Linked DNA regions of Mus musculus: region 1 is linked to region 2. A link is a loop called in an ENCODE intact Hi-C map of the cell type or tissue named here. Cell type or tissue: left cerebral cortex. All regions are shown on one strand. Links, peaks and the distances in the headings refer to the core of each region. The heading gives the core; the rest is flanking DNA.

Region 1 (2,912 bases), core at 113-2,612, 55 kb after region 2:
AAATTCAAGGCTAGCTTGAGCAGGTTAGAACCTATTTTAAAATAAATTAAAAGGCTAGAGATACAGCCCAGTGATGAACTGAACAGTAGAGTCCTCACAAGTGAGGCTGTAGATCCAAACCTACTCACTTTGGAAAGGGAGGGATGGGTAGGAGGGTGTTTGAGAGTTGTTATTCTCCTGAGCATTCAAGTTCACCAGTGGGCTCTGGCTGGGTCAGAAGATGAGCTTACAGCCTAGAAGCCAGTTGGGAAGCATCTTGCTCATCGTAGCCTCTGAAATTAGCAGACTTGTTCTTCCCCATGTTGCATATGTTTTAGAAGAGCACAAATTCTATTTTGAGTCATATCATAAATGGGGGAGAAAGAGGATTCAGTAACTGTTTGCTCTACAAACTCTACTCATCTAACAGAACTAGTTTAATACTGTTCTTCTATTTAGCCCCTCTAACGTTCCATCTTGAATTGATCTGTAAATTTTTGTTTTATGAAAAGGGCTCACACATGTGCCCAAGAGATTGTGTTTGTGTGTGTAGAATCTCTAGTTTACCAGTCCTCTTACTGGGGGAAACCAAAAAGAGATCAGCAGTTCTGGGCCGGAGGACTAGAAGGCGTTTGGGAAGAGGATTAGACTTGCTGGGTGTGTGGCAACATTGTGCACACACAGTTTCCCGTCTCCACTCTTTGGCTAGAATGACCTGGTTAGTTTGTTTGTTTTGTTTTTTACATTGTGGAAAACATTGCATAATTTGTGGAGTCTGTTATTTTTAGTCTATTATTTTCAGTGTTTTAGAAAACACTGAACTCATAACTTCCCCCTTAAAGATCTTTCTTACACATTTAAGAAAAGTGTTAAATGATGTGGATTTTAGACACGTGAATTGAAGAGACAGTTGCAGTAATAAAGTAGTGACTTTCCCCTCTTGCTCTTTGTTGAAGTAGACATTGCTCAGAGCTGAGGATGGTGGAGGATTATTAATTATTTTGGGCTCTGATGTCAGAATCCTGCTCAACGCAACTAATGTTTGAGACATGCTGTTAACTTGTTTTTGTTCCTGTAATGAAGCATTTCGGATTAGAAATGGATAAAGTTTCGGAGGCTAGAAGCCCAAGCTGCATGGTACTCCTAGTGGAGAGACCTTTAGCTACACTGTCTTGTGGCAGATGACTCCCCCCCCCCCCCAGGTCCTGGATAAAGTTCAAACTGTTTGACCTACATGGTAGAAGAAACTTCATTTATGTATTTTATGTATACATATTTGATATATAATATGCCTAGGAATCTTATTTATTTTCTTTATGTATTCTCTCATATATTACACCCTGACCACAATTTTCTCTCCCTTCTTTGCTCCCAGTTTGTCCTTCCCTCCAACCCCTCCTTCTCTTCAGAAAAGGGCAGGCCTCTCATGGATACCAACCAATCATGGCATATCAATGTGCAGCAAATCTAGGCACCTCCCCTCATAGTAAGGCTGGACAAGGCAACCCAGTATGAGGAAAGGGTCCCAAAAGCAGATGAAAGAGTCAGGGACAGCCCCTACCCCCACTGTTTGGAGTCTCACAAGAAGACCAAGGAACACAACTGTAACAACGTATGTGCAGAGGGCCTAGGTCAGCCCCATCTAGGCTCCTAGGTTGGCAGTTCAGTCTCTCTGAGGCCCTGTGAGCTCAGGTTAGTTGACTCTGGGCTTTCTTGCATCCTTGACCACTCTGGCTTTTACAATCATTCTTCCCCTTCTTCCGCAGAATTTCTGAGCTCTGCCTAATGTTTGGCTGTGGGTCTCCGCTGCATCTGTTTCCATCAGTTGCTGGGTGAAGCCTTTCTGATGACTATTGGGCTAGGCACCAGTCTATGAGTAGAGCAGAATATCATTAGGAATCAGTTCATTGCTTTTTTTTTTTTTTAAACAAAACAAAACAAAACAAAACAAAACAGTGTTTGGTTTTATCTTAGATCTCTGGGCTATCCAGCCTCTGGATCCTGGCATTCCAGGCAGTGTCAGAGGTGGGCTCCCTCATATGGCATGGGTCTCAAGCTGGACCATTGGTTGCCACTCCCACAATTTTTATACCACCTTTATCCCAGCACATCTTGTAGGCAGGACGAATTGTAGGTCAAAGGTTTTGTGGCTGGGTTGGTGTCCCAATCTCTCCATTGGAAGTCTTGTCTGGTTGCAGAAGATAGCCAGTTCAGGCTCTGTATCCTCCATTGCTAGAAGTGTTAGCTAGGGTCACCCTTATAGATTCCTGGGAGTTTCCATTGTATTAGATTTTTAGTTCATCCCCAAGATGTCCCCCCAATTCCAGTAGTCTCTCAATGTCTTCTCCCTCTATCCTCCCCTACCTGATCCTTCCTGTTCTGGTCCCCACTCCAACCCTGTCTACCTGCAATGTCTATTCTGTTTCCCCTTTCCAGGGAGATTGATGTATCCCCTGTTAGCCCTCCTTGTTACTTAGCGTCTCTGGGTCAGCTGTTTAAAAAATGGCTACATGATTACTCTTCAAGGTAAAGCAGATGGCCACAGTGGGACTCTGTTACCCTGCCTCCTGCCTGCCTGACTGAGGAAGGCAGACATTCAGCTCCCTGAGCCCTCATTCAGGGCTGGGGGAAGTGTAGCGTAGCTTTGACTAGTAGTTGGTGGTATCTCCCAAAGCTTCCCACTGCTTGCAGCAGGAGAGACATGGAGTGTGTACATATGATCACCAAGAGAGTGTATAAGGATGTACACTGTAGCACTTTTGGGTAAAACTTGTGATATTGAGTCTTCGTTACCACCAACTTGGCTGGATTTGGAATTACCTAGAGACACATCTCGTGGTATTGCTTGTCCTTTGAGGAAGGAGACCCACCCTGGATGTGGCCAATACCAACCCGTGCTCAGGGTCTAGACTGAATTTAAAAAGACAAAATGA
Region 2 (2,912 bases), core at 167-2,666:
CCCTTCTCTCTCCATGCTTCCCAGAGCATCCCCGAGCTTCCCGAGCTTTTCCGAGTCCTTCCCGGCCTCCCGCGGGCGGCCCGCGCGGAGGCGACGGAGATTGCCGAGGGGCGTAGCCACGCCCCCTCACTACAGCCTCCTCTCGCGCGGGCGGCCCGAGTCCCACACATCCAGGTTCCTCCCTCCTTCTCTCCTTTCTCTCTCCCCGCCTTCCCGGCGCTGCCACAGTGGCGGGACGGAGGATCCCGACCAGTCAGCTCGCTGCGGCCTCGCGCTCCTCCTCCTCCCAAATAAACAGCCCTCCCCAAGCTGGGAGCCCAGGCCGTCCCCTTCCCCGCACGGCTGGCGAGTGGTGAGGGAGCGCGGGACTGAAGGACCAAGGGACCGAGGGATCGGCGCACGCGCGTGCGAGTGAGAGAGCGAGCGAGCGGCCGGCGCGAAGCCGGAGCAGAAGCCGGAGCCGGGGCCGAAGCCGAAGCCGGAGCCATAACCTGAGTCGGAGCGGTAGTGAAGCCGAAGCCGAAGCCGGGCTCCGGACCGACGCGCACGCACACACGCACGCGGGGGGCGGGGCCGGCGCGCGCCCGCCTGTCGCGACTGTCGGCACCGAGGCCCAGGGGGAGGTGGCCTGTCGCGGGTCGCCCGGCTCCCGGTGGCGAAGGGGGCGCGGGCGGATGGCGGAAGGCGGCCAGGCGCAGCAGCAGCCGCCTCAGCTCGGGCCCGGCGCTGCCGCCCGGGGCATGAAGCGGGAGTCGGAGGTGGAGTTGCCGGTGCCCGGAGCGGGGGCAGACGGACCCGAGCCCGGCCTGAGCAAGCGGCCACGCACAGAGGAGGCGGCCGACGGCGGGATGCAGGTGACCGCGCGGGACGGGCGCCCGGTTACGGAGGGCCGCGGCGGGCTCGGGCCTCCGGGCGCCGGGTGGGCCTGGCTGGAGAGTGGGCTTGGGGCCGGGTGCAGGGGCTGGAGGGGCCCCGGAGGCAGCGCGAGGGAGTGGGATTTTTTTTTTTTTCCTTTTGGAGTTGGGATTGAACAGGATCGGGATGCAGTCCATTTCTTAAGCCTGTGCTCAGTTTGTTGAGAAGTTGAGGGTTCTTGGGTCGATTTGTCCAGAGGAGAGCTGTTGGGCCGAGCTGAGAGCGAGGGAAGCTGGTGGTGGGAAAGCTCCGGAGAAGAAGGGCGCCTTTTGGTTTACACTGGGATGAGGAAAGGGGGAACGGCATGTGGAGAACAGACTGAAAAGCCAGCCAACTCCTGGAGAGAGAGCGAGCCCGAAAGGGGATGTGGCTTAGCTTGTGGGTTCAATCAGTTACTCGAGCAGTCTTGAGAAGTCCGCGGAGTTTGGTAGTGTGATGCTCTGTCTCAGTTTTGTGCAGCATGTTATTAAGTCTGGAGAGAGACACCAGGCAGATCCCGCCTGTGCTTTACCCATTGCATCCTACGTTCGTAGGATGCGGAGTAAACTCCTTAGTATCCTGAGGTAGAAAAGAAAATTTATAGGGCTGTTAGGAGACTGGTTTCTGAGTTGTGGCCTCCAGTGTTAGCTTGATTGTTGAGGGTGGGAAATGACAAAGATATTGATACAGGCGGTTAGTACTTAGTTTGAAGAAGGTAATGCATCCTTAAGGGCTTTAGGATTTGCTCTCTGTTTAGAAAATATTGGCTACGAAATGGAGAGGCTCACAGCAGCAACGGGATGCTTTCTAATTCTTTTAGAATCGTAGAATGTTAGAGATGGAAGGGACCAGAAACGCCATCATCTTTTCCACCAGGAGTTCTCAGTCTAATGTACTCGGAAGAGTTATGCAGAATGGCTTAATGTGCATTGAGTCAATACTTTGTATCTTTTTTTTTGGGGGGGGGGAGGGTGTGTTCAAGTTTCAGCGTATTTTAACTGCCTCATTTTTATTGATAGGGAGTTAGAAGTCCAGAGAAAACTAGTGACTTGCCTAAAGCCACCCAGTTAGCTGGTTCTGATTTCTATTTCTGTGCTCTCTCCATTACACCACTCTTGGAAATCTCTGCAGTACTAGGAGACTTTCCGTGCTCTGCCTTGACTTCCTGTGGCAGGGAAGGAGCTGGCATGTATGCTGTGTGCCTCTTGTCTCCTTTGCAGAAGCCACCCTGTTACCTCTGTTGATTTGGGCACAAGGGATTTCCTGGGCGTTTATTTTTGAATCCTTTTGTTTGCTGGCTTTTATTTCCCTTAGAAGAAGTCTGCCAGGCAGAGGGATCATTAGGTCAATCTGAAAGCCATAGAAGAATGGGAAGACTTAGTGGTTTAGCACTGGATGGTAAAGAGGGACCACTGGATAGAGATGCTGGTGAGTGTGTTCACTTGGAGTGTGCACACATCTGGTCTTTTTTCCCCTATGTCAATCTTAGTTAATAGTGTGTTCTCATTGCTTTCCCTTTCTTTTGCCTGGGGCCTATTATTTGCTGACTGCCTTCACATTGGCTAAGGATAGTGATACTTGGAAATGGAATAGCGCGAAGGGACCTTGGGATGTGCAGAGGAAGGACAGAATTAGGTCCTTTGGGTGCAATTGGATAACTTAGAACTATCCCACGGAGAATTATTTTACTCTGTATATTTGTGGATAGTCTTTACATTTCCCTTTGTACATTCTTAGGATTGTACTTTTTGTTGTTGTTGTTTGAGACATGGTCTTATTTGTAGTCCAGGTTGGTCTGAACTCCCTGTAGTAGCTGAGGATTACCTTGAACTCTTGGACTCCTGATCTCCCTGTTTCTACCTTCCCAGTAGAGTTCTGAGATCCATGCCCAGCTCATTACTGTAGGTTTCTCACTCCATGTCACACAGGTATTAATATCATTGACTTAGCCCTCTGTTTTCAAGCCCTAAGTGTATTGTCCTGGAGAAAACCCATATTTGGAGACCTCTGTTTTCTTA

What was found. A loop is a pair of places that touch in the nucleus more often than their neighbours do. Peaks named below come from ENCODE experiments on the same cell type or tissue, not always from the same donor. Only the 100,000 strongest peaks of a DNase experiment are listed, where the experiment ranks them.
Region 1: it touches region 2 in a loop (2.3-fold over the local background); 7 of 42 quality-filtered maps call a loop at or near these places.

The regions. Positions count from the first base shown.
Region 1 is chr15:77,249,651-77,252,562 of GRCm38, reverse strand. The region is part of intron 1 of Rbfox2 (RNA binding protein, fox-1 homolog (C. elegans) 2); the gene reads left to right. Among named protein-coding and RNA genes, the nearest start is that of Rbfox2, 56 kb to the left of the region's middle. In left cerebral cortex, for the core only: a CTCF peak has its summit at 1,116; no DNase peak of the experiment used is centred there; H3K27ac peaks cover 986 bases.
Region 2 is chr15:77,304,306-77,307,217 of GRCm38, reverse strand. Rbfox2 (RNA binding protein, fox-1 homolog (C. elegans) 2) reads left to right here and starts at 165. Exons shown (of 14, transcript NM_053104.6): 1 at 165-854. The coding sequence starts at 675. In left cerebral cortex, for the core only: no CTCF peak of the experiment used is centred there; DNase peaks (open chromatin) are centred at 201, 532 and 1,268; H3K4me3 peaks cover 2,320 bases; H3K27ac peaks cover 1,516 bases.